2 separate regions of the Mus musculus genome follow, and region 2 is linked to region 1. A link is a loop called in an ENCODE intact Hi-C map of the cell type or tissue named here. Cell type or tissue: heart. All regions are shown on one strand. Links, peaks and the distances in the headings refer to the core of each region. The heading gives the core; the rest is flanking DNA.

Evidence for each region. A loop is a pair of places that touch in the nucleus more often than their neighbours do. Peaks named below come from ENCODE experiments on the same cell type or tissue, not always from the same donor. Only the 100,000 strongest peaks of a DNase experiment are listed, where the experiment ranks them.
Region 2: a loop joins it to region 1, with 4 times the contacts of the local background. A loop is called at or near these places in 4 of 42 quality-filtered maps.

What each region holds. Positions count from the first base shown.
Region 1 is chr6:115,972,601-115,988,501 of GRCm38, forward strand. It overlaps Plxnd1 (plexin D1), which reads right to left. Exons shown (of 36, transcript NM_026376.3): 2 at 7,978-8,154; 3 at 5,879-6,010; 4 at 5,558-5,658; 5 at 5,343-5,472; 6 at 3,970-4,147; 7 at 3,770-3,878; 8 at 3,351-3,453. Among named protein-coding and RNA genes, the nearest start is that of Plxnd1, 14 kb to the right of the region's middle. In heart, for the core only: CTCF peaks have their summits at 6,214 and 8,023; DNase peaks (open chromatin) are centred at 9,827, 10,281, 10,551, 11,226 and 3 weaker places; H3K27ac peaks cover 3,603 bases.
Region 2 is chr6:115,915,602-115,931,502 of GRCm38, forward strand. It overlaps Ift122 (intraflagellar transport 122), which reads left to right. Exons shown (of 29, transcript NM_001167763.1): 21 at 306-446; 22 at 1,372-1,466; 23 at 4,750-4,850; 24 at 7,665-7,830; 25 at 8,275-8,386; 26 at 8,746-8,871; 27 at 9,815-9,894; 28 at 10,152-10,316; 29 at 10,635-11,098. The coding sequence ends at 10,724. It also overlaps a transcript of Rho not described here. Among named protein-coding and RNA genes, the nearest start is that of Rho, 8.4 kb to the right of the region's middle. In heart, for the core only: no CTCF peak of the experiment used is centred there; no DNase peak of the experiment used is centred there; H3K27ac peaks cover 3,750 bases.

The sequences.
Region 1 (15,901 bases), core at 3,618-11,617:
ATCAAATAGGATGTTTCAGAGCCTCCACCCCCACCAGACAGTCGTGCCTCCCCAGGGTGCCAACAGTCTCCATAGCAATGCCTGCAGCCCCACTTTCTAGATAAGGAGACAGATAACATGTTCCATCTAGGCAGAGTCTTCCTCCTGGATCTGCTCCTTAGACCCAGAGTGCCTAGAAACTGCGCAGAGGTAAGCGCTTCCGTGGCTGGGTTCTTTGGGATTCAACCTTGCAGGACACTAACACTAGGCCAGACCTGGGTTAAAAATTGCCTCTGAGGCTCTCAGAGACCATACCGCACTGTACAGAGGAAACTGTACAGGGGAGGGGCAGAGAAGGTGAGGGTGTGGCTATGTTCTCTCCACATTCCTCAGCAGGATACTGGGGAAATATCAGTGCTGGGGCTTTGAAGTTCTACCTATTGCCACCTCGATATCTGACCTACAGGGGCGAGACGTCACAGGGACCCCATACCCCAAGGCTACTCTAGCCAGGGGTCTCTTGGTCACATCTGTCAAGGCAAGAATTAGTGCTAGGACACCTGTGTGTATATGAGGTCACCCTCTGGGACAAGGACACATCTCCTGGGGTACTGGTTTTCCTCTGTCCTCCCTTTTGCCCTCTCCCTTTGGAGACAGCGTCTCAGTATGTTGCTCAGACAGGCTGGCCTCAAGTACTAGGGTCCCACATGCGGGCTGCCACTCCCATCAGCCTCTCTAGCTTCCTCCCGCTATGTGCTTGCCACAGGGGCCAAGCTGACCTCAAATTTGCCATTTCCTGCTTCAGCCTCCCTGGTGCTGACATTACAGATAGGTAGTCATGGGATATTTCATGTTACTACTAGTTCCTTTCCTAATAACACAGGGGACATTCCCCTTAAGGGGAACACTGACCAAGCTAGACCAGCGAAGAGTCTATTGAGAAACCCCTTACACCACCGTTGAGCTCCTGGATCCAGCGGTGCCTGAAGGTGACTGTTCACAGGCATTAGCTGATTAACTCCATGGCCAGAGCCAGTCTGGGCTTTTCCCTTACAGGGTTCCCTTTCCTGTTTCCACCCAGGCCATCAGACGGCTTTTCCCATTTGCCGACCTGACCTGCAGGCTCGGGAAGCTGTGTATGGTTACACGTAGGACAGGGATGAGTGCACAGGAGACGGGGAGAGGTCAGCGGCTACCATCGTGCAGGTGTGCACAGAGCCTGCTCTGGTTCACACAGGTTGGCACAGATCTCTCCTCGCCTAGCTGGAACTGCCAGGGCGCAATGCTAGGTGGCTAGGATCCCAAACGTGCTCCTGGAAAGATGGAGCTGCAGGAGTGCCCAGACTCCTACAGTGTCTCCAAGCTCAAGAGGGCAAGCGCTGGCATCCCAAGCCAGCCAACAAGCATCAATAGACCCAGTGACCAGGGCCTCCTGGCCTGCTGCCACTTGCTGTGGTCCAGCCCGCAGTCTGTGATGGCTGTCAATACCCATCAAGCCACTCAGCCACTGGCTCCAGCACTGTGCCGCCCTGTGGTTTGGAACACACCAGGCTCTGATCCAGCTACCGCTTCCCATCCTGCTTCCAGAGCTTGACATCATGTTGCCCTGGGAGCACTAGGCTCTGAGAGGCAACACTGGCCCCGGAACACCTGGCACCTTCCTGCCTCTTCTCATCCCAACCCCGGAGCCAACCCTAGCAGCCTCCCCGTGGGAGCCACTGGGACCACGTGCACGTGGCTGCAAGCACAACCTTCAGGGCCCCCTTTCCAGGAGCCAGGGGTCCCGGAGGATATGCAGACCCTCTTGCCTGCCGTCTGCCTGGGAGGCCTGGCGCCTCCACAGCTAACTGGCACTTAATTAAATGCCAAGTCGAGCACTGGTTCAGACCCTTGCACAGGCCTTGGTGAAGCTGCCTCTTCTCCTGCCAGATTACAGTAATGCTCTCCGACAGCCCCTCTGGGGCTGGCCCACTCCTGCCCTGAGGGAGAGCTGCAGACCTGGAGAACAAGCCGACTGCCAGCATCAGACACACCTCCCAGCTGCTGAGCTCCTATGCAGGTGTCAAGACCCACACAAAATCCTTTTAGGAGATGTCTCTGCTGGGCACCCATGCACAGTAGCCACAGATTCTAAAATCATCTAGGTGCCAAGTATAGGGCTGGTGCCTCCTGGAGTAATTCCAGATATCTAATTTAGCCCTTGCTGTGGGCCTCACTTTACAGAGGGAGAAAGACACAGAAAGGGTCAGCAGCTTGCCTGGGATCACACAGCCACAGGTCAGAGCTAAGGCTTTGAGCCTGTGGTAGGAAAGACAGAACTACATCTAATTGGCTTTTCCCCAGTGCTTAGCACAGACTTCAGTATACAAGCAGCACTCAGTGAGCGCTGGTGGATTGTAAGGTGGGCCCCTGGTCCTTCAGGGTTGGCATGTACCAGGCAGATGCAATGGATACTTCTGGTCTTCAGCAGCCACCAAGTCCCTGCTGTGTATGCAGCTTAGGGTTGTAGGTAAGGACATGTCATAACTAGGATGCCCCCCAACCCCAGAGCCACAGGGATAATGGGCCTAGACTAACCATATCCCAACACCCAGAGCGTCTCTCAGTATGACCATAGGCCACTCCTGGGCCTGTCAGTGAGAAGCCCTGTTCTGTGTGCACTCTGTGAGCTGGGTGTGGTTTCTGCATGCTGCTGAAGGCTGGCCTGAGGGTCCGGCTGAGGCTGTGGCAGCCCCTCCCAGGGTGCACAGCCCTGACATAAAGCAAGGGGAGGTATGTCTAAGCTCGAGGCACCGCTACTCCCCTGCTAAGGTCTGGGAATTTCACGTGTGACCCCTGAAAGAGGGAGGAGCCTTCCAGGGTGAAGGTGACATACCATGGGAACAGAGCCATGGGTCTTAGTACCTAACTCTATATTTCAAAGAAAGGCAGAGGGATTTGGGTTCAAGGCCTCCCAGGTAGGTGGTCTTGAATAAGCCACCTCCTCTTACAGCCATAGGGACAAAAGATTGAAGTGTCTGAGAAACCGTAAACAGGGGATGACAATGTTCCACCCTTAGTATCTGCTGTGGATGAAGGGCACAGCTTCAGCCTGGCTCGGACTTTCCAGAAGGTCACACTGTAGCCCTGAAGTGTCGCCTCTAAGAACCAGCTTTCCTGGAGTAGTTACCCAGAGAGATTCAAGGGCAGGGGAGGAAAAAAGGCCACCAGCTTGCCCAGCCACAGGGACTGGCTGAACACGCAGTGATGAGTCAGTCCCCTGCCCCACCCCACCCCGGGCTGTTAGTGCAATGCCAGGACTATGGTAACTTTAAAATCAAGAGAAGTGGGTACTAAAGCCGTGGGTGGGGTAGACCCAAGACAAGACTTACCGTGGGGTTTGGCGAGTCCTGGCACTGAGACTGGTTGGAGACACATGAATGCAGCTGGATGCACCAGGAGCAAGGCCACTGTGTGGACAGGCAGCTGGTACAGCTGGAAGACAAGGGGTCCCTCAGAAAGGATGACCCTAGTGCCTTGGAGAAAGGGGGCAGATGGGCCATCTTGCTTGGTAGTGAGCTTTCCACTAATGAGAGGTATGCAAGGGAGAAACAGGTAGACTCTTTTAGTCTGCCTCTGCCAGTCTGGTGTCAGTTTGCAGGGCCTGGCTGGTCAAAGCTTGCTACATGCAAGGGAAAGGTATGGGATCCTGTCTGTTGTGTGTACTGCATCCCGTCTGTTGTGTGTTCCAGGGTCTGAAGCTGTTCTCCAAGTTGTGTGGGGCCTGTTCCCCCTCCCGCTGCCCACTTACGCTGTATGGGGGTAGACTTGTCCAATTCGGCTGCAGTCGTAGATGGTGAAATTGGCTGAGACAATGTTGTGTCCTTTGACCCTTACAGACATCTCAACGGTCACGTGGTCTGGAAAGTAATCAGAGATACAAATGTCGTCATCCACAGGTGATGCTGGCAGGGTCCCACCCTTGGGCTGGCATCACAGCCAGGCACTCACCCTGGCCAGCAGGAAAGGATGGAAACTGGGCCCTGGGCAGGAGATTGCAGTAGGCAATCTGATGATCATAGGCAGGGCCAGGTACCCGGGCCACCGTTCGAACGCCATTTCCATAGTCACAAGCCATCTCCATGCCGCTGAGGCTGGGCAGGCTTCCTGAGATCTGTAAGATCATACCCTGGGGGAGAGATGCCCTCAGGTGAGGCCCAGGTTGTGCCCCTTACAGATCCTATCGCAGAGCATCTGTCTGATCCTGCCTGAGTGTCTCTCCGAAAAAAACAAAACAAAACAAAAAACACAACGGTTTGTCTCGAGGGAAGCCAAGGCTCTCTACTCGGACGACACCCTGGGGCTTTAGTGTTTCCACTTGAGGCTCCTCATCTCAGAGGTCACACAGGCTCTGTCAACCAGGCGTTGCGACACAGCTTGCAATCCCAGCACTTGGGAAGCTGGGGCAGGAGGATTGCTACAAGTACAAGGCTGGACTGGGCTATGGTATCTCAAAACAGAAGGCCTCTGCAGCACACGCTTGCTAGGCCCCCACTCTCCAACCCCAGACACGTGGACCTCACTCCCACCTTAGGGCCCCTGGACTGTAGTTTGCTATGAAGCTATCTTCCTCATACTCCACACCCTCTCCCAGAGCAAGGCTGGTGGGCACCGTTTTCTTGCCTACCATTGTGCCCCACCTGACTCTATTCTGCATGCAATCCCACCTCTATATTTTACCTGTCCTATTCTCTCCCTTCAAGAGCACTTCAGCTCCTCCCAGGCCAAGGGTTGGTCCCCAGAGTATGTACTCACACGGCACCCAGTAAGTGCTCAGTACAATGTGAATGGACAAGGGGATGAGTGACTGTGCCTATCCCAGGCTGCCCAGGGATGAGGCCAGGGCAGGACTGACATGTGACCTGGTGGAGTAGACCAGTTGGACCACTGGAACCCCTTGGGGTGACATAGGATGGCCCTGTCCTTAGAGGAGTCAGTGAGGAGGGGCTGGGAGGGCCCTAGCTGTTGGGCCACCCACCTTGCTGCAGGCATGAACTAGCCACCAGCCCTGTCTGTCCCATATCAGGGATAAGTGATGGCCACTAACACTCCCGGAAGAAGACAAGAAGGGTTAATTTTCTATCTGGGTGTCCCAAGTCAGCATATTCAGAAACTGCCATTTAAACGCCAGCAGTGGCCCTGTGCACTGCTATGTACTCAGGTTGCATGGTCCTAACTGTTGACTAGGTCTTGCAAGAGGCCAAGGCAGAACCTTGAAGAGGTGGCCCAGCCGGAGATGGTGCCTGGCCCTTGCTGTGAGCTTCCTAAAGCCTGGCTGCCGCTGGTTGTGCCCGTGGGCTTTAGGCTGGTGTGGCTCCACTCACTGTGTAGTCCCGGTGCACATCAATCTCCGAGGGCAGTACTGTCATGGCAGGGCAGCGGCTGGGGCCCTCACTGGCACTGGTCCAGAAATGTGGCTGGCTGGAGTTGGTGCAATCCTGCTGGAGTGTGCACCTGCAGGCACCGTGGGGTCAGGTCCTAGGCCACGGCCACCGCCCCTACAGCCCTCCCTGCCCTGCCGTCGGCTGAGGGGCCTCACCGGGTCTCCAGAGTGCACCAACCACAGTAGGCATCGGCCGCACCCACGCAGTCCCCGCAGGTGGAGTGTACCTCACACGCTGCCACCTTCACTCGGGCCATCTGTAGGCAGAGGGGGCCCAGCTGAGCAAGGGAGCCACCTCTCCCTCGTGAGGCTAGGGTAGCTAACTCTGGAGGTATTAGTAGAGGGTATGTGGGGGAAATATAGCCTCTTTGAAGCAGCGTGTGGGCAAAGATGGAGGTGGGGAAGGAGGTGTCCCCGACAGGAGGGTCAGCATGCGCAAAGGCCTGGCACCAAAGCTGGCTGGCTATGGTTCCTCACCTGGTGGGATGTCATCAGGTATAGGTAACCAGGATCCATGGGGTCAAACTGCATGACGTGATGCACAGGCTCCCCATAGGCTACAGTCAGCACTCGCCTGCTTACTACCTGCATGCTCTCGTTCAGGCTGATCTGTGGAAGGAAAGGCCATCACCTACTGGTGCCGGGGACTGCCACCCACGAGGTCAGGCTTTCCCAGGGTTGGAGTCTCCTCTCCCCTCCTGCTCAGATGTTCCAGGGTGAAAGGGAAAGGGGGGGCTCCTAAGTGGAGTGCGCATGCGCCATTCTCACTGACTCAACAGCGCCCCCATCAGGGACTCCCGTCCTGCTAGACTCCAACATCTCCCCCAGGTATGTGTGGGCTGTAGTTCCCAAACCATTCTCTGGGAGGCTGCTGGTTGTCATGGCTAATAGCAAGGCTTGAATTCTATTTCTGACATGCACTATAATCCAAATGAGTTGGTTTCCCTCCCTGAGCCTCAGTTTCCCCAGTGAATAAGAGTCAGGATGGCCATCGTTCCACGGGGCTGTGGGGATACAGGAGATAAGACAAGCAGAGTCCTGGGCGAGGTCCCAGGCCCCTCTGCATGGTTCTCCAGGGACTGGCAAAGCCCCGCTGTCTGTGTCCCCTTTCATCCTCACAGGCTGGGTGCTCAAGGCTCCAAGACGCTACTGCAGTCTGGACACCTATGGGGCCTCCCACTCACCTTTCTCTGGGTTTCTAAAACCTGCAGAGGTTCCCTGCAGAAAGAAACTGGCTGTGGCATTTGATGGCTTGAGGATCCACCTAGCCACACCTCCTAGCCACACCCCTAGCCACACCCCCTCCTCATTCCCACTTTGCTTCCACTGTTACACATCATACACCTTGCCTAGTCAGGCCTGCCTCACCTTTGCCACACGCCTTCCCGACAGCCCTCTACCCTTTTTATTCTGGAGTGTGCCAGGTCAACACTGTGCCCTCCCCAGGTCCCCCCAGGCTCGGGCTAGGCCTCTGAGATGTTACCAGGAAGCCTCTTGGGATGCTGGGAGGGCCTTGGCCGTGGCTCACACCATGCCCGCCTACCCTAGACACCAAACAGACAGCCAACTCATTTCCACTTCCTCAGTGTTCACTGAGTCCTGGGGGCCCAGCTGAGGCTCTGTATCCCATCCCAAGCATGGCACATAGAAATCAATTAAAAATGAAAAAGCAACGACCCCATCTCTAGCTATCTCTAGTCACTTTGTTGAAGGACCTCAGCGGCCTGCTTCTGTGGAATAGAATCCTTGGCTCGACGTTAGAGCTAAAGGACGCGGTGCCTGTGAAGTACCCTGAGGCACAGGGTAAACAGCAGGTGCCTAATGACTGCAGTTTTGTGGGTAGAAGCGGGAGAGGGCTCTGACCACAGTCCTGCTCTGTCTCATTCCTCCTCAATGGATGGAGAGCCCGGAGTCCAGAGGAGATAAGCTATGTCCTTAGGTCACACAGCGAGTAGTAACAGTTAAAAGCAGAAGCTACACATCTGGCCACCAAAGCTGAGCCCGGGTGGGTCAAGGCTGAGTAACCGGGGCCCTGCCTTCTCCCTGGTCACCACAGGTGGTTCTAGGCCTGTGAGGCCCAAGCCCCAACCCCATCCCACCCAGGCAGCTGCCAAAGGGAATTAGATTATGGACTCTGAATCAATTAGGCTGGGCCTGGCTGCAAGTCTGACAGAGAGGTGGAGAGGCGGCGAGCAGGGGTGTCCAGTCGGCTCTCAGGTAGGAAAAGCAGCTCCTTGCCCTCCCTTAGCTCTGGAACTTGCAAGGCCTCATGGTTAATCCAGAAAGTGGACCCCTGAAGGGGTGGCCAGCAGCTCTGTTGTCTCCCAACAACTGCAGCCAGTAGAGAAACAGAGGCCCAGGGGGAGCCTGTGCACTGCAAAGGTCAAGATGCGGCAGGGCAGGCAGCAGGCCCCAGGCTAGGAGATGCTGAAAGCAGACAATGTGCAGACATCGCTCAGGTCAGTTCCTCCCTCCTTGACAGGCCGCTGTGGAGGCCCAGAGGGAAAACTGAAGAAAGCAGGGGGACTCTGGCCCTCTGTGGCCCTTCCCAGGGAGCTCCCGTGGAGCACCCTTACCTTGAGGAGCCTCCCTGTGGCGGTGCCCAGAAAGACGGCCGTGTAGTTGTTGGCACTGGCCACAGCCACGGCCGTGAGCCCTGGAGCACGGAACACGGGCGATGCCCTCAGCGGCTGCAGGATGGTCAGTGGGTGCTGCAGGTGGGCCGCTCCGCAATCCAGTTGCTCCGGCTGCAGCTGTGAAGACAGGCAGGTTAGACTCAGCTCTGGAACCTTCTCTGGCTCCCTGCTTGTTCACACAGGCAGACCCCAGCTCTCAGACCCTGCTTGACACAAACAGAGGCCCGGTTAAATAGATCCCCAGATGCTACCCAGGTCTAGCCTTGACCTTGGGTGACACAGCTACTCGTAGGAGATGGCTGGTGTTTAAGATATGTGGGGAATAGACTGGGGGTGGGGAAGGGAGGGAGGGAGGCAAGACAAGCTGGCAAGACTGGTCTTAAACTGGACCTTTTAAGTGACCAAAGGTACAGGGGTACATTACTTGCAGTCCCAGACACTGGGGAAGCTGAGGCAGGAGACTTCCCTGACCCTGGGAATTTCAGCCCAGCCTGAGCATTACGGCACAGCCACATACCTGGCCACAGCATTCCTCCTGGCCACACACAGCAGAGAGGCCAGAAGAGCCCATATCTGGTCACTGAGGTCATCCTTGCCTTAGTTCACTACTGAAGTGACACCCAAGAGGCGTCCCTTCCATCTCCACTGTGTTTCCCCCACAGTTCTAGCATCTCTTCCCATTCCCTAGGTTTCTTGGGACAATTTTGGAGTAGGCCAGCCCGCCCGCCCCGCCCCCCCCCCCCACACACACACAGCTATGGATTGGGGCTGAAGTGCCCTGGTCTAAAACCCATGGGTAAATTGTGTCCTTGAGGGTTGCTATGGCTGACCCTGGCATGTTACTTTGCTTTTCTGAGCCTCACTTTACTCAGCTATAAAATGGGCGTGTGCACATACTTCCCCTTTGGGAGTTGAGACAAGATCAGTGGTGGACTGAGTTTGCAGAGGTCAAGGTCTTCAGCTGGTGCTGGGTCAGACTTAAGCAGGTACCACTGGCTGTCAGCTATGACTGGTGCTAATCCAATAACGGAATGGATGTGAAGGCTGTGGAATGGCTCAGTCTGTAAAGTATTTGCTACACAAGCGTGATGACACAGAGTTTGAAAGCCAGATACAGTGTTGCACTCGTGGGATCCCAGTGCTGCAGGGGCAGACAGGTGGTTCCCTGGGAACTACTAGCCAACCATCATGGATGTTTGGTGAGTTCCAAGCTAGTGAGAGAGAAGACCCGGGTGGGTAGAGAGATTGGGAGGATCTGGGAGGAATGTGGGAGGGGAAAGAATAGGATCAAAATATTTTGTATGAAATTAACTTAAATAAAAAAATTAAAAATAAAAACCAAAAATTGAAAGAAAAAAAAAAGAAAGGTGAATGGGATGGGGGGGTGGCTAATGAGATGGTGCAGGGGTACGGGTGGGTGCTTGTCACACAGGCCTAATGACCTGAGTGTGTCACCTCTTAACCCCAGGACTCTTATGGAGAGATGGTAGACAGAGACAGGAGACTCATCCCAACTTCACATGAGCAACAAGAAAGCCACTTCCTCAAAGTAGAACTCCAGACCAGACTCCTGAAAGTTGTCCTCTGACCCCCAGACACACGCTCCTACATGGGTGGAGTCTGAGATGCTGGGATAAGTTCGATGGCAGAATATTTGCCCTGCACACAGAAGCTGCCTACTCTGAAGCTTGTGGCCACCTCAAGGGGGCTTCTCTGACCCCAGCCCTCAGCTCAGCTCTCTCAGGTCTTCATGCCACCATCTAACCTGTATCTGTGCCTCACACGCCGGTCCTGCCTCAGGGCCACTGTCTCTGCTCCTGTCCCTGTCTATCAGGTTCCTGCACAGCAGCGCCTGACAGGAACACATCCCAAGGCCTCTGGGGAATGTCAGAAAACACAAGGACCAAATCCTATATACTCAGTTTGGTCCCATAGTCTCTCCCAATGAGAGTTTATCAGTCGTCTCTGTAAGGGAGGCAATAGTGGGACAATCGAGGAACACTGCAATGGAGCACAGTAAGTGTGGGCTCTGGCTCACAATCTTGCACCACAGACCTCGGCAGCAAGAATTTCCACCCCTTCTCCCAAGGCAGGCACGTCATGGCTTTCCGAGATGTATCAAATTGCCACCACCGTACATTTGCACTTTAAGAAAAGTAAGGACCATGCAAACCAAGCTCTGGCATTTGGGGACAGGCTATCAGGAACCATGACTACTAAGCAGCTACCAGGTGGGTAGCTTAGGCAGGGTGGAAACGCTGGACAGAGCCCAGACTCAGAGGCAGGGTAGGGATGGACAACACAAGACTTCTCCGTGGTACTCAGCACAGCAAGCAATTTCAAGATCATGAATTGTTTATTTCTGGAATTTTCCATTAATACCCTTAGACCTTGGCTGACCGAGAGTAAGTGAGACTGCAAACAGAGTCACTGTGCACTCTGACTCCTGACCTGAGCGAGCTTCAGCCCCAACCCACTTGCCTTTGTCCTGGACTTACGTGAGCTGAGATGACCCCCAGGCTGGGGCTCCTCCCCAGCTGTCCCGGAGCAGCACAAGGGCTACAGCTGTCCTGTCCCACTGAGACCATGGTCTCCCACAACTTACATAACTTTCGCTGAATACAGATTACTTACTTTTGTCATTAAATAAGTTGCTTTTTAAATTAAAATATTGTAAATCCCTGTGGTGGGAGATGAGCTCCGAGAGACCCCCAGAGTCGGCTCTGGGTGCTTCGCTGAGCCCTGCCTGGCTGTCCAGCCAGAGTGTGGGTCCTGGGAAAGGCAGAGCCATTGCTGGGCTGGGAGTGATTTGTGGGCCGCCATGAGAGGGGAGGCTGTGGAAAGGCTGGGAACTGACTCCCGCAGCCTGCCCTGACGTTCACAAGCCATTAATTCTGTGCCGAAGGAATTTTCGAAAAAGCCTTTCCCCCAACCTTTTTTTTTCTCTCTTTCTCTTATCCTAAAAATAAAATCTAAAAAAAAAAAAAGCTTTTTTTTTTTTTTTTTAAAGGAGAAGTGAGCAACAGGGGCTGGAATGATCTATGTGGAGGGAAGCTGCCTGCCTGGGCCAGAAACCCTCAGACTACAAGTGGCTCCTGCAGGAGTAGGGCTGGGACACCCACAGAGGCCCTGAGGGTGGCCTTGCAGAACTTGGTGATCAGGGCCATGGGCCCCACAGCCTGGAATTTCTCCCCTAGCACCTCATTCACTGAAGTGGCCCACACAACCCCAGCCTATTCCTAGCTCAATGGGACAGAGCAGGCCACCGTCCCCATGACACCGTCCCCATGACACAGCTGCAGTGTCCTCGCTGTGTGCAGAGGGATTTCACCCCACCGAATGCTCAGGGCTCCCCTCCATTCTGCCCATTACCCACACTTAAGGCCAACCACTCCATTTCTCCGCAGTTCTTGAAACATCCCACCCATGTCCCACAGCCCGCTACTGGCCCTGCCCTTAGCAGCCAGTGTCTGGGCCCTTAGGCCCAGCTCCACCATGCCTCCTCTCCAGGTAACCCAGCCTGCAAGGCTCTAGTCAATCAATATGAGACTCTTAAAAAGACAAGCCCAGGGAGGAGAAGATGGCTCTGTTGGACAAGAGCTTGCTCTGAAGGCATAAGGACCTGAGATTAATCCCCAGAAACCATGATTAAAGCAAACAAAAAACAATTGTGTTTGGTGGCAGAGGCTTGGACTCCCAGAACTCAGGAGGTAGGGGGGTGGGGGGTGGGCGGGGGGGGGCGGTGGCAGGCAGATCCTTGCAGCTCACTGGCCAGCGAGCCTGGCCCACTTTGGAAAGCCCGTGAGGACGACACCCAAGGTTCTCTGTCCTCCACATGCATGTGAACATCCATCCCATAGGTGTGTGCAGACACATTCTCATTCTGTGTGTGTGTGTGTGTGTGTGTGTGTGTGTGTGTGTGTGTGTGTGACAATACTGTAACGGCCAGCACTTCTCTTTATTCGGGTGTATTAGGCGCATGACAGGTCCCTCTGGAGAGCTCATGAGTGAATACTTACTAAAGAAGGGAAATTAATTTTGACTAAGGTGTAAACATCCCATCCAGCCGCTTCCTTTCTAAGCAGTGATGAAAGGCAATTCAGCCATGGCGAGCCGGCAAAGCAAGGGAGGTTCATGGCCTGCCTATTGTGTGGGTAGCACAGGGCAGGCAGGTGTTTGGGGCAGCACGAAATCTAGCAGCTAGCTCTGTTTCCTGTAAGAGCCTCAGTTTGTCCCTCTCTGAAATGGAGTAGGTAATGGCCACTGATTTCAGCTCTTCCTTGAGAGCATGCAGCCCCTCCCTGTTGAGCCAGCTGCCTCCTGGGGCCAAGCTCAGTGCTGCCCACTCTCCATTAAAGGGCTGCCCTATTGATTTCACTCCTTCAGTAATTGCAGCTGAATACAGCTCTTCTCTCCCAGGAAGCCAGCTCCAGGAGGGCTTACAGTATGCCCGCCATAGCCTTCCCACAGACCCTGCCAGACCTCTACAGCTCCGCAGCAGGCACTCAGAGGAGGATGAGACACGGCAGCCGTAGTCTCCAGGTTCCATCCCAGGTGCCTACTACTGTGCAGCTGTCCCTGGCCTAGGGACACCTTCCTGTCTGAGGCCCAGAACGGAAGGCTCACAACTGCTCAGAAGTGTCACATAGCTGACTGTGGGATGACAGAGGCGACTGAGATGTCCAGACTCCCCTCTTAACGACCCTGACAGCAGCCAATGGGAGGGTTTCTCCTCTACTGCTCTGTTAGACAGGGGCTCTGTGAGAGCCACACCCCATCCCACTGGGAGCCTCTGCAGCTTAGCTGAGGGTCGGAGGGGGCCCAATACTGTGTGGTATTGTGGTAGTGTGGAATGCTAGCAAAGAGGACTTGGGGAGAGGGACACAGGGAAAGATTACCCTTCCAGCCTTCATAACTTACAGTCCTGTAAGTTGAAAGTCATTCAAATATGATGCTTATTAAAACACATTCGCACACAGCTGCAGAGCAGACCATGACCTCTCTGCAGTTCAACAGCATTCCGTCAGTATGAACATAAGCCATCAAGGGCTCGCTCAAAGCGACCCTGACCTGTGGCTGGTCTGAGATCTGTGTTCTGGGCAACTCCTCCCTCATCTCTGCCCCACGCGGAGTCACACCTCCTAGACTCCCAAGCCCTGATCTCTGCAGAAGGATAAGGACAGGGATCCAGGCTGGATGGGGCAGGGTTCTCCTGAGGACGTGGGGGTGGCAGGCCCAGGAGAAAGGGCGACCTCGGCAGGCAGCAGCTTCCTGCAGAGCCCAGCCGCTTGGGGCTCTCTGCCCTTGGCATTAATATTTGTCTCAGGAATAAAAGAAATTGTCTGGAGCCTGCACAGATATGAGATCAGAAGCAGAACTTCACCTCTAAGAAATCCAGCCTTAAAGCCCCACTCCCAGCTTCAGCACAGGCTGCCCTTTGGGACATGGCAGCTCCACGGACGCAATGTCTCACTTGAGGGTAAACCGAGGCACAAAGATTCCTTAAAACCTACTATGTATTAGCTCTGGCCAGGGGACGAGATGACAGCCTCAGTTCTGGAAGGTTCTCTCGGAGGAAACTGTTCCTGCCCAGGAGCCCATGCACCTCCCAAGGCCATCACGATACCTCCAGGAGCTGCCTAGCACAGAGGCAGGCAGGGCCTTCCTTAAGACACACAACACAGCCCAGCCCTTGGCTGGCTTCCTTATCTGTGAGGCTGGGACGGTAACAGCACCAGCCACACAGGACTACTAGAGGTGCTAAGCTCACAGCTGCTCAGTAAATGTTCCCAGGTGGCTTTGGGGGCATCGGCAGAGTCAGGGTGCCCAAGAATGGAGAAGCCCTGCCAGCTGACCGCTGGGTACCAACAGCAGCCAGGTGTCTGCGTGAGTTTCTTAGCATCCTGCACAGTCCGGGTTTGGTGGCCTGAGCGGCTGCTGCCTGGACCCCGCAGAGCTTACTCAGACGGTGGTTGTTTGGCTAGCTGACCACAGCCAGCCAGGCACCCAGCTCCCCCTTCTCCAGGCTGTTTCTCATTCCCTGGCCTGGCCCAGTCCCCAGCATCCTCCCCGCCCCCCCCCAACTTGTCCCCCAGGAACACAGTGTGGTGTAGTATAAGCAGCACTGTGTTTCTCCCCAGCCCAAGGCCCTGCCCCCCAGCTAGCTCCAGTAGGCAGGCCTCCTCCAGCAAGATGGCTTTCTGCTTCTTCCTCACTGCAGGGGACCAGCTGTGTCTCCGGAGCTGGCCACTACCGGTCCCTTGAGGGCTAGGAACAGCCTGAGTCTCACACCTCCTCTACAGCGCAGCCTTCCTCCTCTCTGGCCTTCTGTAGTCCCCAGTCCCTTGGGTACTGACACACTTGGGGCTTCCGAGGCTCCAGGCAGGTCAGCTGGTTCTGCAGTCTGTGGCTCCCAACGGCTGCCACCATCACAGCCACTTGGTGCTAGCAAGCCCTCAAAAGCCAGGTGGAGAAACTGAGGCCTGCTGCATCATAACACAGCAGGCAAACAGGGCTGAGATGACCCATTCGGGCAGCTAGCCAGCGCCCAGCATGGCTCCAGCCCGAGGCTTCCACTCAAGGTTACTACCTGCAGTTCTGTTATTTACTGATTGAGCCTAAAGTGCTGCTGTGATCGGCCCTCTGGGGCTGCACAGGCCTTGGACTAGAGCCGCAGGCTTCCTTCCTCCATCCATCCTCCATCTTATGTGATTTATGGGGTTTGGAGCTGAGGACAGTGCATTGGGAGAGCAAAGGCCTGGCTGCCTGGGAGCTTGGTGACATCACGTGTCAGCACCAGAGGAAGCTACTTCAGTGGGGCCACCAGATGCCCACCTGGGTGGCCCCAACATGGACTTTGACAAGAGGAAGCTATGTTCTGGGGTAGCTTGGTTCCTGTTCTGGCACTCCGAGACACTCTTGGGGCTGTCCCCACTCAGGGACAGCTGGTTTCCATGGCAATGCTCACACCATTGTCAGGAGCTGGAAAGGCCTTGGGAATCACCTGGTGCAGCCATCACAGGGGAAACTAGCCAGCAACTGGTAGCAGCTCGGACTTTTCCAGAGCCAAATGAGCCATGCGTCCTCAGCCTCTCAGGCCACACTGGCTCCTCAGGACCGGCAGGATGGTATCTAAGAACTTGGTCCACAGACAGGACTCTATGTTCTCAGTCTCAGCCCTGCTGGCTAAGTCAGCCACCACCTTGTCCCTGCCATGATTCCTTCCTTCCCTGTCTAGCCATCCTCCAGGTGCTGTCCAGAGCCACCACCTCCAGGGAGCCCTCCTATTGGATGAGGCTCAGCACAGGTCCTGAGTTTTCTGGGATTCTGGGATACTGGGGCAGGGTCTATACCTTCTCTCTTTGGGCTATGCAACAGGCCTAGTCCCCTCCCTAAGGGATGCCCCTAGGAATTAAGATGCAGGACATGACAAACCACAGAAGATGGCAGCCCAGGGGAAGGGCAGAAGCCCCACATCTGGGAGTGGCTGAAAGGTTCTCACGCTAGACTGGAACAATTCTGGGAGCACTCACTGCCTGCCATCTTAGGCCATTCTTAGGCTCCGTTTTCCCACCTTTAAAATGGATTCATTTTTTTTTAAAGTGCTCAGTGCACAAGTACAAGGCTCTGGGTTCAGATCCCAGCGCCACGTGAAAAGCTGGGTCTGGCTGCTTGAACCTATAATCTCAGCACTGGGAGGCTGAGGCAGGAGAATACTTGGGGCTCACTGTCAGCCAGTCTAGGAAATAAGCCCCTGGTTCAATGAGAAACCCTGTCTTTGAGTGACAGAGGCCAACTCGGGACACTGAGCTGTGGCTTCTCCAAGCGTGTGCATCAATGTAGATGTAGATAAACGCCATCTTAC
Region 2 (15,901 bases), core at 3,136-11,135, 57 kb before region 1:
TGGAGTGGCGTCCAGTTCCCTGTGTGCAGTGCCAGGCTTCGGTGCTTCAGGTTTTCTCTCTGCTGTGCCTTGCTAAAGTAGGTTGCCATTTCCCAGCCAAAAGGAGTGTATCTCCCCGTGCTTATTTCAGGATGTAGCCTTGGTTATTTATAGCCTGCGGCCTGAGAGGCACATCTCGGCAGCGAGGCATCCCAGATGCTCCGATGAGTGGCCTGCCTCCCTCTTGAGCAGTCTCGTGTAAGCCCTGCAGCCTCCCTGCTCCATGCTGACTCCCTATGACATGCGTGTGCTTTCATGGCCCTTAGCCTTCCACAAGGCCGGGAGGCAGGGAGAAGCAGTCCGGGTGCTGGAGCAGCTCACGCACAATGCTGTGGTGGAGAGCAGGTTTAACGACGCTGCCTATTATTACTGGATGCTGTCCATGCAGTGCCTCGACATGGCTCAAGGTGAGTGAGCAACAGCCGGCTGGCCTCTTCCCTGGCCCCTCTTTAGCATCAGATAAAATCAGAAGAGCAGAGCTGTTTCATTAAAGCACTGGGCTTGTTTATTGAGTGTTTTGTCCCCGAGCCTGCCTTGCAATGGCACAATCTGGCCTGTCATCTCTTTCAAGTTTGCCTGTAAGTAGGACTTGCTGGCAGTCTGTCTTCTGGGTAGGAGGTCCCACCCTGCATTGCTAATTCAGAGCATCTCCCTCTCTTGCTACCTGGGAGCCTGGAGCTGGGCCCAAGTGAGCCCTGGCTTAAAAAAAAAATTTTTTTTAATTAAATGAAAAGATGAAGAGATCACTTTACAATAACTCACTCCAGACTCTCCCTCATCCCAGGCAGGAGGACAGTTTCAGACTTGCTTTCATTCATGTGGCTTCCCATGATCCCCTGGCAAGTTCTGAAGGAGGTAGCTGTACCCAAGGCTGTGTGCAGTAGTGGAAGGGCACTGGATGCAGAGTGTGCAGGGCGACAGTGTGCCCTGAAGTCACAGCTGCCAGGCCCAGGTGCCAGGTGGGGTTTTTCTGTCCTGGCCATTGATGTGCATCTCAGATAAATGGCTGACAAGCCCAGGTGCAGCGTGAGCACAGAGAGCCAGGGAAGATGCCATCTGCCCATCCCACCAGGATCCTTTGGTGTGTTTCCACTGCTGGGCATAACAGGTGCTGACCCAGTGGACAGGGCTGGGAGGGATCTATGCTTAGGTGTTTCCTGGCCAGGAGCTCTGCCCAGCTAAGGCCTACTGTCATCCAGGATGGACTACTCTTAAGCAGGACACTTGTCCATCGCTGCCCTCTTGGCCCCTAGCCAAGGAGCAGCATAGGAGGAAAAGATATCACTTGACACATTTCCCCTCCTTCCCTCCCGTGCTCCTCCCACACAGCAGATCCTGCCCAGAAGGACGCGATGCTGGACAAGTTTCACCACTTCCAACACCTGGCTGAGCTGTACCATGGCTATCAAACCATTCACCGATACACGGTAGGGTGACAAGGAGACTGGTGTAGCACCTTCGGTGTCACATGCTCAGCAAGGGCCTCAGAGAGATGGGGTATGTGATGAGCTGCCCAGAAGCCCTGCCCTTCTCGGGAGGGAAGCGCTGCTCCCTCACCTGCCACGGGGCTCGGAATTACAGTACAGGGCTGAGCCTTTCCAGTTTCGAGTTCACTATTTGATGCCTCTCTAGATCAGCAAAGGCTCAAGTTCTGTCTTTGGCCCTCAGTCTCCTCTGTAAAACAAGAGGGCTAGCCTGATCCCAAAGACACACAATTAGTTAAGACCATTCCCTGATGTTTGTTTTGTTTCTGGTTTTTTTTTTTTGTTGTTGTTGTTGTTGTTATTTGTTTTGAGACAGGGTTTTTCTGTGTAACAACCCTAGCTGTTTTAGAACTTGCTTTGTAGACCAGGCTAGCCTCAAACTCACAGAGATCTGTCTGCCTCTGCCTCCCTAGTGCTAAGATTGAAGGTGTGTGCCACTACTACCCAGCCCCATTCCATGATTCCTTTGATAAGGCCTTGTTGGTACCATCTGCCTCATGCTGTGTCTCCACAGCCCTCCAGTCTTAATTTTTTTTAAATATTTATTTATTATATGTAAGTACACTGTAGCTGTCCTCAGACACTCCAGAAGAGGGAGTCAGATCTTGTTATGGATGGTTGTGAGCCACCATGTGGTTGCTGGGATTTGAACTCCTGACCTTCGGAAGAGCAGTCGGGTGCTCTTACCCACTGAGCCATCTCACCAGCCCCAGCCCTCCAGTCTTGATTAACCCACTCTGAACTTATCCTGTGGCAACAAGCTGGGCCCCACCAGGGTCCCCCGGCTCCCATTAGCAAGTTCCTGCTCTGTGTTGTAGGCTTTGTCATATGGACTGATATCATCCTTCAGCCACACTATGAGATAAGTACCTCTGCAGATGAGGAATGCCAGGTGCCACACAGAGAAGAGCCATAGTGTCCCCTGACCCATGGGGCCCATCAGTAAGTGGCAGAGCCTGGGCTTGAGTCTCTGCTGATTGCAGTCTGTGCTCTCAGCTTCTAGGATGTGGGTTCACAAGCTATCTCTGGATGCCTGGGTGTCCCACTCTGATGTGTGACTTGGGAAATCCTGCATATCTGTGCTTAGTCTCCATCTCTATGGAATGGAGATGGTAGCTGGGGTAGCTCAGAGGGCCCAGTGCATTCACTTTGGAAATGTGACTCTGGTCCCCTTTCTACCTCAGGTTTCAGAGCAGCTTCTATAGGAGACCGCTCACCTCCGTCCAGTGTCAGAGGCCCTGCTTTCCCCAAGAGTCCCGCTCCTTGTCTGTGTTCTCTCTGCACTGTCCAAGTCTCAGGGAAACATTGGGTCCCACTTGGCCTATTCTTTGCACTGGGACCATCTCTTTGCCAGCAGCATCTATGGGCTCAAGCAGACCCGTCTTTCATTTAGGCCCCTTGTCTCAAACAGCTGAGAAACTATGAAGATGGGCGCTGGTGTTGGAGGCAGTCCAGCCTAGGCTGGGTGTGCTGAGCTGCCTTGGGTGCCTAGCCCTGGTCTTCTGATTGCCAGCTCTCGGGCTTCTCCCTGCTCACTGTGTCTGTGCAGGGGTCTTCTCACCTAACAGCTGAGCTCTGTTCTTGATGCACATGGTACTGAGCTAGGGGCCACCCATGGGCCCCAGGCTGGCATCCAGGCCTAAGCTTTGGGCTATTCCCCCAACCAGTGCCTGTGTGTGACAGTCCCTGTGATGAGGCCTGGGACACAGTGATAAGCAAGACATAGTCCCTGCCACAAGAAACCCCACCCCCACCCCCTATAGTAAGCAGGACAGCCCCTCATGGGAAAAGCTTTGAGGTGGCTTCTTTGAGAGGAGGTGATCCCTCCACCAAAGAGGGGCACAAGTGAAGAAGGGGAGGGGAAAGGATTTGTGGCAGGCAGACTATGGTCTGGCAAAGGCCTGGTGGCCAGCACAGTGGAGGAGTTGACATTGGGGCCAAGCAGGAGCCGCTCCTAAGAAGGCAGAGAGGAGGTGCGCACGCCTTTAATCCCAGCACTCGGGAGGCAGAGGCAGGCGGATTTCTGAGTTCGAGGCCAGCCTGGTCTACAAAGTGAGTTCCAGGACAGCCAGGGCTACACAGAGAAACCCTGTCTCAGAAAAACAACAACAAAAAAAATAAATAAATAAATTAAAATTAAAGAAAAAAGAAGGCAGAGAGGGACACAGATTTTTCCTGCGGCTCATTGCTTCTTCCCTAGAGAAGCATTGGTGACCCAGACTATTGCTTCCCTAGGCCTGGACTCTTCCAGCTCACACCCAGGAGAGCACGAGTTTCTTTCAGTTCCTGGAGCCAACAGAAACTGTAGAAATGCAAATGGGCAAACCAGCACTCAGGAGATGGAGGCAGGACGGTCATCCTAGCTACCTAAGGGAGATTCAGGCCAACCTAAGATAAAGACCTTTTCTCAAAAGCAAAAAGGAGGAAAGGGGAAAAAACAAACAAACAACCCCTGAAAGAAATGTAACTAGGAATTCAGGAGAAGTCACTGGGCTCTGAACCAAAGTAGAAAGTCACTTCTCTCAGCTTTGGGCCTCATGAGGGCCTGTCCTGGTGGCTGTTACAGAGGTCCTAAACCTTTACGGAGAGCTTCCAGTGGGCGGGAGCTGGCCAGCCTGTGAACATCTGAAGTTTGCACTTGTAGCTAGATTGCAGTGTCAGGCTCCCTCAAAGCAGGTCTTCATGCACAGGCCTTCCCTGATGGGGTGGGCTGTACTGCAGGCAGCCCCCGAGTACAGGTCTGTTCATGGCCAGTGGTCATGGAGACCTGTTAGAGCTTGGGCCAGCCTGGGCACTGTGTGCCTTTGGTGGCACATTTTGCTTCGGTAGCTGTTGAAGAATAAAGAAGAGCCTTACTGTGTCCTGCAGGAAGGAGTTAAGCTCCCCACTAGGTCATGTCCTCATTCCCAGAAAGGCCTTGAGCTCAGGAAGCAGAGCATCCCCAGGGACACCAGAGCTGAGAGAAGCACATTCTTCAGGGTTGAGGGGTCAGCTCTGAGTTCGAATCTCCACTCTGCCCTAGTCTTCGAGTAACATGGGCTGTCCTTTATCAGGACACATTCCTCTCTGGTACAGTGTGACTGAAAGTAATGGCCCACAAGCCTGTGTTGAAAGCTAGTGGGGCCAGCTGTGGTGGCGGGCATGCGGTGATGGCCGGCATGCGGTAGGTGGTCAGTGTGCCCTACTCATTCCAGTGGGGATCGTTATACCTGTTCTTTTGCTGCAGGAGGAGCCATTCAGCTTTGACCTCCCTGAAACCCTCTTCAACATCTCCAAGTTCTTGCTGCACAGCCTGACCAAGGCCACCCCCTTGGGTATCTCCAAAGTGTATCCTCCCCCACCTCCCTCCCTGCCCGCTGTCTAATGGCCCCAGTGCTCCACAGAGCACTTTACTGGCAGAAGCTCCTCTCTTAGCAGCCACTGGGGAGTGGGGAAAGGCTCGGCTGGGCAGCTGAGCAGCCAGTGCCAAGGGGAGCTTGGCTTTCAGGGTTGTCTAGCTGTGCCTAGTCTGCAATCCTGATCAGCACCTGTCCCAGGCCTCCCAGAACCCACAAAGGAGGGTGGGACTGAGAACTGGAAGCCTTCTGGATCTGGACCATGTCAGTCAAGGTGACAAAGCTGTCATCTAGTAGGGGTGACAAGAGGCAAGACTGTTTCTGAGATTTGTACCCTGTGCCCAAAAGTAAGACAGAGGTAAGGCTGGGTCTAGTCAGGGGCAGCAAGAAAGACTGTAGATAGGTCGGGGGCTATAGCAGGGAAGACTGTAGATAGGGCGGGGGCTATAGCAGGGAAGACTGTAGATAGGGTGGGGCTATAGCAGGGAAGACTGTAGATAGGGTGGGTTCTATAGCAGGGAAGACTGTAGATAGGGTGAGGGCTATAGCAGGGAAGACTGTAGATAGGGCAGGTGCTATAGCAGGGAAGACTGTAGATAGGGCGGGGGGCTATAGCAGGGAAGACTGTAGATAGGGCAGGTTCTATAGCAGGGAAGACTGTAGATAGGGCGGGTGCTATAGCAGGGAAGACTGTAGATAGGGCGGGGGCTATAGCAGGGAAGACTGTAGATAGGGCGGGTGCTATAGCAGGGAAGACTGTAGATAGGGTGGGGCTATAGCAGGGAAGACTGTAGATAGGGTGGGTTCTATAGCAGGGAAGACTGTAGATAGGGTGAGGGCTATAGCAGGGAAGACTGTAGATAGGGCAGGTGCTATAGCAGGGAAGACTGTAGATAGGGTGGGGGGCTATAGCAGGGAAGACTGTAGATAGGGCGGGGGGCTATAGCAGGGAAGACTGTAGATAGGGTGGGGGCTATAGCAGGGAAGACTGTAGATAGGGCAGGTGCTATAGCAGGGAAGACTGTAGATAGGGCAGGTGCTATAGCAGGGAAGACTGTAGATAGGGCAGGTGCTATAGCAGGGAAGACTGTAGATAGGGCGGGTGCTATAGCAGGGAAGACTGTAGATAGGGCGGGGGCTATAGCAGGGACGACTGTAGATAGGGTGAGGGCTATAGCAGGGAAGACTGTAGATAGGGTGGGGGCTATAGCAGGGAAGACTGTAGATAGGGCGGGGGCTATAGCAGGGAAGACTGTAGATAGGGCGGGTGCTATAGCAGGGAAGACTGTAGATAGGGTGAGGGCTATAGCAGGGAAGACTGTAGATAGGGCAGGTGCTATAGCAGGGAAGACTGTAGATAGGGCGGGGGGCTATAGCAGGGAAGACTGTAGATAGGGCGGGGGGCTATAGCAGGGAAGACTGTAGATAGGGTGGGGGCTATAGCAGGGAAGACTGTAGATAGGGCGGGTGCTATAGCAGGGAAGACTGTAGATAAGGCTGGTGCTATAGCAGGGAAGACTGTAGATAGGGTGGGGCTATAGCAGGGAAGACTGTAGATAGGGCGGGTGCTATAGCAGGGAAGACTGTAGATAGGGCGGGGGCTATAGCAGGGAAGACTGTAGATAGGGCGGGGGCTATAGCAGGGAAGACTGTAGATAGGGCAGGTTCTATAGCAGGGAAGACTGTAGATAGGGCGGGTGCTATAGCAGGGAAGACTGTAGATAGGGTGGGGGCTATAGCAGGGAAGACTGTAGATAGGGCGGGTGCTATAGCAGGAAAGACTGTAGATAGGGTGGGGCTATAGCAGGGAAGACTGTAGATAGGGTGGGTTCTATAGCAGGGAAGACTGTAGATAGGGTGAGGGCTATAGCAGGGAAGACTGTAGATAGGGCGGGTGCTATAGCAGGGAAGACTGTAGATAGGGCGGGGGGCTATAGCAGGGAAGACTGTAGATAGGGCGGGGGGCTATAGCAGGGAAGACTGTAGATAGGGCAGGTGCTATAGCAGGGAAGACTGTAGATAGGGCAGGTGCTATAGCAGGGAAGACTGTAGATAGGGCGGGGGCTATATCAGGGAAGACTGTAGATAGGGCGGGGGCTATAGCAGGGAAGACTGTAGATAGGGTGGGGGCTATAGCAGGGAAGACTGTAGATAGGGTGGGGGCTATAGCAGGGAAGACTGTAGATAGGGCGGGGGCTATAGCAGGGAAGACTGTAGATAGGGCGGGTGCTATAGCAGGGAAGACTGTAAATAGGGTGGGGCCTATAGCAAGGCCCCATGAGATGGGTGTGGACAAGCCCAGCTCCTATGTGGGTTACTTCAAATCCTGTGAGTCTACTTCTCTGCTAGTGAGAGCCACAGAGGGGTTGTAGTCCAGCATTTCACAGGCCTGAAAGTAACTTCATGTCCTGCTTCACCCAGCTGGCCGGCTGCCTCCTGTAGGAGCCTGCCCCAGAAAAGCACCCCCAGCTCACCATTAAGAACCCATTTCCTGGATGGTCCATTATTTATTCTTCAGGGGAAACACCCCAGACAAGGACCTTCACTGTGATAACGCCTTTCACTGGCAGGCCAGGCTCACCAAAGGAGCCATCATAGCTATCCCTGCTACCCTGGGTACCCGAGACTATCTTGTCCCAGGAGTTCGGTTGATTTACAGGATGGTTAACTTGGGTTCTGAGCCTCCCCTGGTGCTGTCCAATAGAAACACAGAAGTGACTACTGACACAAGATGCTTTCTAGCCCAGTAGTGGGTAGTGCTGGCTCCAGGTCACACCTCTTTTGTCCTTAACCTTGCCAATGGCAGGAATACACTCTTCACACTGGCTAAGCAGAGCAAGGCTCTGGGTGCTTACAAGCTGGCCCGGCATGCCTATGACAAGCTACGGGGGCTGCAGATCCCCGCCAGGATCCAGAAGTCCATTGAGCTGGGCACCCTGACCATCCGCTCCAAGCCCTTCCATGACAGTGAGGTAAGGGCCTGCGTGCCTTTGAACCTAGTCTGGTTCTGTTGGAAGATGGCTGCTGTGGCCTTGGCTCCCCTGCCAGTGCACTGGGATAGACTGGGTTCTTCCTAGCTGTGCCTTAGGCTTTCAGTGCCTCAGTTTCCTGCTCTGTCAGGTGGGTATGTATAAACCCTTACCCACAGGTGGTAGGGGGTACTTGTGCAGCATAAGTGATGTATCTGACACAGTGCCTAGACCTGGCAAGTGGCAGGAGTTGACAGTGGATACAGTTGTTCCTTTGAAGATAGCGTCCTGCTAAGGCCTGGCTTGGAGCAGGTGTCTGGGCTAGTGAGCCTCAGGTGTAGTCTTAGTTGGCCAGCCTCTCCACAGCATGCCATCTTTGACCCTGGGAGGAGATGGAGGTATGCACACTTCTGGTTCAGCCTGGGCAGACGTGACCTTGCTCTATAGGAGCTGGTACCCTTGTGCTACCGCTGTTCTACCAACAACCCGCTGCTGAACAACCTTGGCAACGTCTGCATCAACTGCCGCCAGCCCTTCATCTTCTCCGCCTCTTCCTATGGTGAGCTCCCCACTGCTTTACAGACACGTGACATTGTGCAGAAGGTGATGCCACCATGCCTCAGATGCAGAATTGCTGTCAGAATCCACGGAGGCAAGGCCCAGCATGTCCCCAGCCAGAAGTCCCACTCTCAGCTGGGGTCTGAGAGGCTGAGGGAGCAGTCCACCTCTTTTAAAACAGCTATGTGGGGGAGGGGCTGCTGGAGACCTGGCCCTCCCCACATGCACTGTGTCCCTTGCCTGCATAGTGGCTGCTTGGGAAAGGGGACATGCTCTGGCTGTTCCACCTGCTCACCTGGTGTGAGTGACAGCCCCAAAGCTCTCCTGAAGCCATCCCCCAGCCCCTCCCTGTCCCCCCAGAGGTGCTGCACCTGGTGGAATTCTACCTGGAAGAGGGGATCACTGACGAAGAAGCTGTTGCCCTCATCGATCTGGAGGCACCAAGACACAAGAGGGAGGGCAAGTGGCGAGAGACCTCAAGCAACAGTATCCTGTGCTCTTGGCTCTGGCCAGGCAGGGGTAGGGAGGCAGGGAGGGGACGCAGCATGGACTGTGGCAGCAGGCAGGGACAAAAGGATCAGATCAAGAAAGACTGGGGAGGTCCTCACATAGTGAGGACCAACAGCAGAGGGGGCAGAGCGGCCAGGGCCTGCAGGCACAGGGAGAGTGTCCCCTTCATCTTCATCTGCCCTGCCCTGTTCCTCAAGGCACTGCTCCTGCTTCTGCCCACAGCTAAGCGGAGCTGTAGGATATAAACTTGGGGGAATCCCTAGGTTTCTCCTCAGGTAGCTTTTTCATGCAGTGGTAGCAATCAGTACTCAAGCTGAGAGAATTGAGTGTGAGGCTCCCAGGTGCCCATCCCACTGTCCGGAGGCCTCTGCACCCCTTGGTTCTGCTTTCCTTGGGTACTTCATCCCACCTCCATAGCAGTGACAGAGGGGGAACACCAGTAATATGGCTGAGGCTCTAGGACAGGCGGTAGGTATTTCAACACCCCTGGTCCTCGAAGGACAGTTGGCCACACCCACCACATTCCTACGTGAGGCCCTCCTACTTGTGCTTTAGCCAGCTCCAACACCACTGGGCAGAGGGAAGGCTCATAGGATGGGGTCCCGTGATGGTTCTTGCCCTTCCCTCCATGGCTGTGACTGCTGAGTTCCTCAAGTGGCAGCTCTAGGCCTATGGCTGCACCCACTCAGGACTCCTGGATGGACACTTCCTGTGAGCCACGGTGTGACTGGATGATAGGACCCCTTCTCTCTCTTTCCCCTGTTCCATCTGGAGGTCTCTTCCAGCCACTGTACCACTCCCCCCAAGTCTGTGAGAGGCAGCACCTAGCTGAGCTCCTGGGAGTCGCTGTGTGGGCTGGAGGGTGTTGTACCTGTACCTTACTGGGCTTCAGGCTCCACCCTTGACCAGACCCCTCCAGATTCCCAGACGTTGAAGCTGGACGAGACCATGGACTCCATAGGAGAAGATGACCCATTTACAGCCAAGCTGAGCTTTGAGGTGAGATGGTGCAGCCAGTGCTTTCCCCAGGCACACAGGGACCCACCCTCAGTTAGTGTGGCAGTGAGAAAGAGAACGAGATGGCTTTCTCTAATGACTGTGGTTCTGAGAGCACTCCAGTGCTGGCAGGGAGCATGTTACTGTTAGGGGTGGCTGAAGGTAAGAGGTGGTAGTGTCCCTTTGGCCACCAAGGACCCTGGGATCAGGCCAAGGGCATATCGCCCATGTACACCTCCCCCATCCCCCCCACCCCCCAGCAAGGTAGCTCTGAGTTTGTGCCTGTGGTGGTGAACCGGTCAGTACTACGCTCCATGAGCCGAAGAGATGTTCTCATCAAGCGCTGGCCCCCGCCGCTGCAATGGCAATATTTCCGCTCGCTGTTGCCTGATGCCTCCATCACCATGTGCCCCTCCTGCTTTCAGGTACCCGGCCTACAGCTCCTCCATTCAGGTCGCCTCTTCTGCCCCTCCATTCTCCCTATCTCCTTTGGGAAGCTGGGCGTATAGGGGGAATTGTGAGCTGCCCACAGCCTGCCCTCTCACTTGCATCTGCCCAGCTGGCTGCAGTGGACCTTAGCTGGTTCCTGCTCTGCACTCCCCTGAGTGAGGGATGCTCTACCTGTGAACCTCATTCAGATAAAGAGCCCTCCAGGCCTCAGGGCAGCATGTCCCAGCCCTGCCAGGCTCAGGGCTTGAGCTGGCCCTGCCTCCCTGTATCACGGGCTGTCTGCCTCTCCTCAGATGTTCCATTCAGAGGACTACGAACTGCTTGTGCTCCAGCACGCCTGCTGCCCTTACTGCCGAAGGCGTATCGACGACACTGGCCCGTGAGCAGCGACAGCCTCTGGGACCACGGCTCCCATGGTCTCCTTGCTGTCCCCAGACTGTTGGGAGAAGGAATTAAACCCTCAGAACACGTCTCCTGCCCAGATGAAGTTTGTATGTTGCAAAGGGGGGGGGGGCTGCCTTGTGTAACCACAGATTTCCTATTTATGGCATTTCATTCCTTGTAAATAGCACCAGGAGACGGGGAAGAGAACACACACATATTTTCTAAGAAAAAAAAAAATCTGTTACTTTTAGAAGGGCTCATGTGTTCATAGCAGCCTGCTGGAGTCCGTAGATCCGTCAGACCATTACCGTGCACACGTTGCCAACAGATTGCCTCAATAACGACAAATAAAAGGGCTACTCGTTTTCATCAGTGTCTGCGTTTTAGCAAATCCTCATATTGTCTGCAACTTAATTTCCTTATGCAAAAGTGCACCTGTTTCTAATTTGATCCGAAAGGAACATTGCTTTTACGTGCTCTTAAAATGTAATCTAATCAAATGGCACCATGGGCAGGGGCAGGGCAGGGGTGTTTTTGTTGTTGTTTATTTTGGTTTAATGAGGATCCATCTTGACAGTCTTGTGCTTGGAGCCCAGGAGCGTTCCCACCGGGTGCTCGGCCTTGTGGCCCCTTTCCTTTTCTCCAGGGCACGAAGCGCGGGGGCTCCAGTTGGGATCCACAGAACGCTGTGGGTCTCAGGCAGAATCTGGAAGGAGAACTCACACGCATTGGGAAACTATTTCGCATACCCCTGTGTTGGTTATGGCTGGGAGAGCAGTAGGTTCCAGGGCCCAGGGGCTTCCAGCCATGAGGGCACCTAGACTTGTAATCCCTAGAGTCCTCCTGATGCCACTGCCCAGGGACAGACAGCACACAGCACCCCTCCCCCACTCTCTTAACAGGCAGAAGCAGGGAGATGGAGGCATGCTGAAGATGTCCATGTGAGGCTGGTGGTAGCATGCCCACTGCTGGGATGAAGAGATGGGGGCAAAGTGAGTGGCAGAGGCCAGGCCAGGTCCAGGCCCTTCCAGGCTTCCTCTGCCACTGTGGAGATGAAAGAGGGAGCCAGGCAAGGTCCAGGCCCTCCCCACCCCCTCTGCCTCTATGGAGATGAAGGGGGAATGAAGAAGGGAGCCAGACAGTTGTGCCAACACAACTCCTCCGTCGAGTGTCTAATTGCTTATGATCATGCATGCTCTCTCTCCCACTAAACATTTATTAATGTGTTAGGATTTCCATTAGCGCGTGCCTTGAACTGAAATCATTTGCATATGGCTGGGAAAAAGTGGGGTGAGGGAGGAAACAGTGCCAGCTCCCCAACAGGCGTCAATCACAGTGACAGATCAGATGGTTTCTGGCTGGAGGCAGGGGGGCTGTCTGAGATGGCGGCATGCATCCTTTCAGTGCATATCACAGAAATTCAGGTGACTCCTGCTGGGAGCCAAGACCCTGAGGCTGAGCCTGGCCACAGCTCCAATAGCTGCTGGATATCATCATGTCTGGGCTGAGCAGCCTCTAGAGGTACCCTTTTACAGATAGTAAAACTGAGGCTCAGTGACTGCTGAGCCAAAGTTGGACCCACCCACACTCATTTGCAGACTGCCGTGGGCCATGTTCTGATCTCTTCCCTACCTGGACTCAGCCCAGCACACTCGGCACACAAGGCCCTTCTTCAGCTTGAATACAGCGTCCTCAGCTATAGCCAGCATCTATGAATGGAGCTCAGTGACCCTGACTGGAGGAAGTTAGGACAGGGATTTTTTCTGGAGTTTTGGCAGGAAGAGGCCAGGGTCAGGTGACTGCTGGAGCACACAGCTTGGTAAGACTAGTCAGGACCTGCGTCCTGAGGCTACATGTCATATCCACAGTAAGGAAGTGGAAGATGGGAGATGACTGGCTGGGCCACAACCAGTGAGTGGAATGTCCTTGTGCATCTTTGTTTCCTAACCTTCCCCTCTGTAGCTGCTGAAACACACACACACCCCATGCTCTGTTATGCCTCTTCCCTGGCCTGGGATTTCCATGGCTGAGGTGATGGGGCACTGAGGCACCGCCAGGAAAGGCTGTAACCCATCTGCTCCCCCATCCTTCACCAGACTTCAAGCACCTACCTAGAGCACAGGTGCAATTTTGTACCCTCCCTGTCTGGGACCCACAGTGGTTCCTCAATGCCGGCCAACCAGACTCATAGGCCTGCCCACAAGGCCCTTGGGGCTATCTGTCTGAGGCCTGCAGGTGCCCTCCTGGCCACCTAGGCTCCTGTGAGACTTAGACTTCCATAGATTCTTCCTGAAAGACTACTGAGGGCAGGAGCCCCCAAGCCTCAGGGTTAGCTTTCCTCAGCCCTGCCTCTTTGCTAGCTCCGTTTCCACATTGAAGGCAGGGCTGAGCAGGGCAGGCGCAGCGAGGAGCTAACTGCTGCTTCTCTCTCGTTCATTTGTCTGCTGCCCTGAGACGCCACAGCACCTAATAAGAGCATGTTATGTGTAGCAAACATTAGGCCTGTAAGGAAGGAAAGGAGTGACGTCCCTTGACGTCCTCAGCTAGGCTGTGGTGACACAAGCAAGAGGACTAAGCCACAGGTGAGGAGAAAGGGGGGGGGGGGTCTGCTGACCCAGCAACACTCTTTCCTTCTGAGGCTTAAGAGCTATTAGCGTAGGTGACTCAGTCCCTAATCCTCCATTCAATGCCCTGTGACTGCCCCTGCTTCTGAAGGGCCAACATGGCTACAGCTAGCTCCAGAGACAGCTTTTCAGGGCCCCAGCATCCAAGCATCTCACAGTTCTCCACTGACCACACTCCTGTGCAGCACTGGGCTTTTCAATGCCCCTGACTTGAAGAGAACTCAAACTGCAGGTCAACTAGACTCTGCAAACTTCACCTGTGCTGGGGGTTCCTAGCCTGTGGGGACAGTGTATCTTGAATACCTGCTGCTATGGACCAAGAGCTGAACACACAGACAAACAGGCTCAGCTGGCCGGCATTCTGGAACCACAAATGAGTGTGGATGAGCAGGAGGGCAACAAAATGGTCTGGGTGTTGTCAACACAGTCAGTAAACAATGCACGCAGTGGGGCTGGGCCCTGATGTGGAGCTAGGTGGGGTTGGCTCTCCTTGGAAACCTGAAGGGAGAAGGAGAGGGAGCGAGATGATGAGGTTTATCAGCCTGCAGAGGCAGGGGGTCAGGAAGGAGTGCCACTGTACTGACCCAGGACCTCTGTGGGACATCAAGCCATGCCAAGGAGCCATGGAGCCTCGATTGCACTGGCAGGGACAGGTTGTGATGCCCCAGAGTCCCCAGACCCAGCAAACAGAGGCCCAGAGTGGGAAGTGGAGCTTTCCAGGGTATCGGGGTGACTCAGAGACACAGGGTAGAATCTGCCTTGGGTGCTCACTGCCCTATCTGAGTCCACATGGCTCAGTCCCCAGGCCCTGTTCTCTAGTGACTGTTGCTTTGATGAGGTAGAGACAGGCAGCCCTCTTCTAAGAACTATGTTTTGATGGGGGACTCAGAGTTGGGGTGGGGTGGCAATGAAATTCTGTAGACTGTGTGGTTATAACCCTGGCTGTTACTAGCTAGTTCTGTGACCTTGGTGACCCACTTCAGACTCTAGGCCTCAGCCTCTGTAAGTGCAGATACACAGCGCCAATCAGCCGATGACTTCTAACAATACTCTTAACTCACACAGAGCTTGTCTCACTGAGCCAACACCCTGTACCCTCAGCTCAGTGACGGCTTTCAACCTGTGGGGCTGCCTCTGTTACCCAAGTGAGAGAGGGCCAGTGCTCCCAGAGGTGACCTTGTTTGCCCATTCTCTCCCTGGGTCAGCCAGTGTTTATCTGTTGTATACCCAGTCCACCCTGCAGGCTCACATCAGAGCCTAGGAGATGGCTAGTGTCCCCGCGGAGACCACGATGAAGCTTCCCAGCTGTCTCAAGCACAAGCTGGCTGCAGAGGCTGCTGAGGCACTGCTAGCTGGGGATGGGGGCAGGGTAGATCTGGGGCTGACCACCAGGGTCAGAATCAGAACCTCCACCTTGACCTCATTAACGCTGGTCTTAATCACCAAGCCAAGCTCCTTAAACTGCTAGTGGCCAACTCCCAGGCCCTGACACACATACCTGCCCTGTGTTCCCAAACAAGACACCTGCATGGAAGGAAGGGGGTTGCTTTTCTAAGCAAACATCTAGGAATCCCGGGTGCAGTGTGAGGAGACTAGGCGAGGGAGTACTTTAAGGGCCTCAAGGCTCAGAGAGGAATACTTCTTCCCTGGTTAGCCTCGTGCCTAGGCTCCAGGGTCTTTGTCCTGCCTGGATACCTATGTGGCAAGGGGCATAGCATTTCCCCCACCATCAGCTCTTAGCTCAACCTTATCTTCTCGGAAAGACTGCGCAGTGTAACAACACAGCAGAGACTTTTCTTTTGTCCCCTGTCTACCCCTGTAACTGCTACTCAGAAGCATCTTTCTCACAGGGTACTGGCTTCTTGCATCCAGAGTTTTTTGTCTCCCTCGGGCCCCCAGAATCAAATTCTTCCTCTGGGACTCAGTGGATGTTTCACACACGTATCGGCCTGACAGTCATCCTGGAGCATCCTACACAGGGGCCATCACAGCTGCATGTCAGAAATGCTGGCCTCACATCCTCAGACACCAGGCCTAGTGCTGGTCTTCCTCAGACTGGCGTCCCCAGCAGGCCAGTAGGATCATCTTTTAGCCTACAGAGTTCTGAAGCCTCAGAGCCCCAGGTCCCTGGTCATCTTCTCTGCCCCTGAGATTTTTCCAAGTTGTATGCCTTCTAGGTAAGGCAAAACTTCTTACGCCCCTCCTCGTGGCCTCCAGGCCCCACATGCTCACCTGAATAACCTGGCAGCCTGCTCCCTCATGCAGGGACCACGTCCTGCTGCACCCAGCAGGCCATCCCGTCTCCATAGCCCATGGTCATCCCTCCCTGGACAGGAATGTGTCTCCTCCCCGGGCTGAGTCTTGCTCAAGCTAGAAGCACTCCGAACAGGGTTATGGGCGCCTCCTCCATCTCCCAAGTGGCTGGCTTATGAATGTTTAATGTACATGTGAGTGAACAAATTCCAATTGAACGCAACAAATAGTTATCGAGCCGCTGAGCCGGGGGGCGGGGGGTGTGAGACTGGAGGCGATGGACGGAGCTGACGGCACAC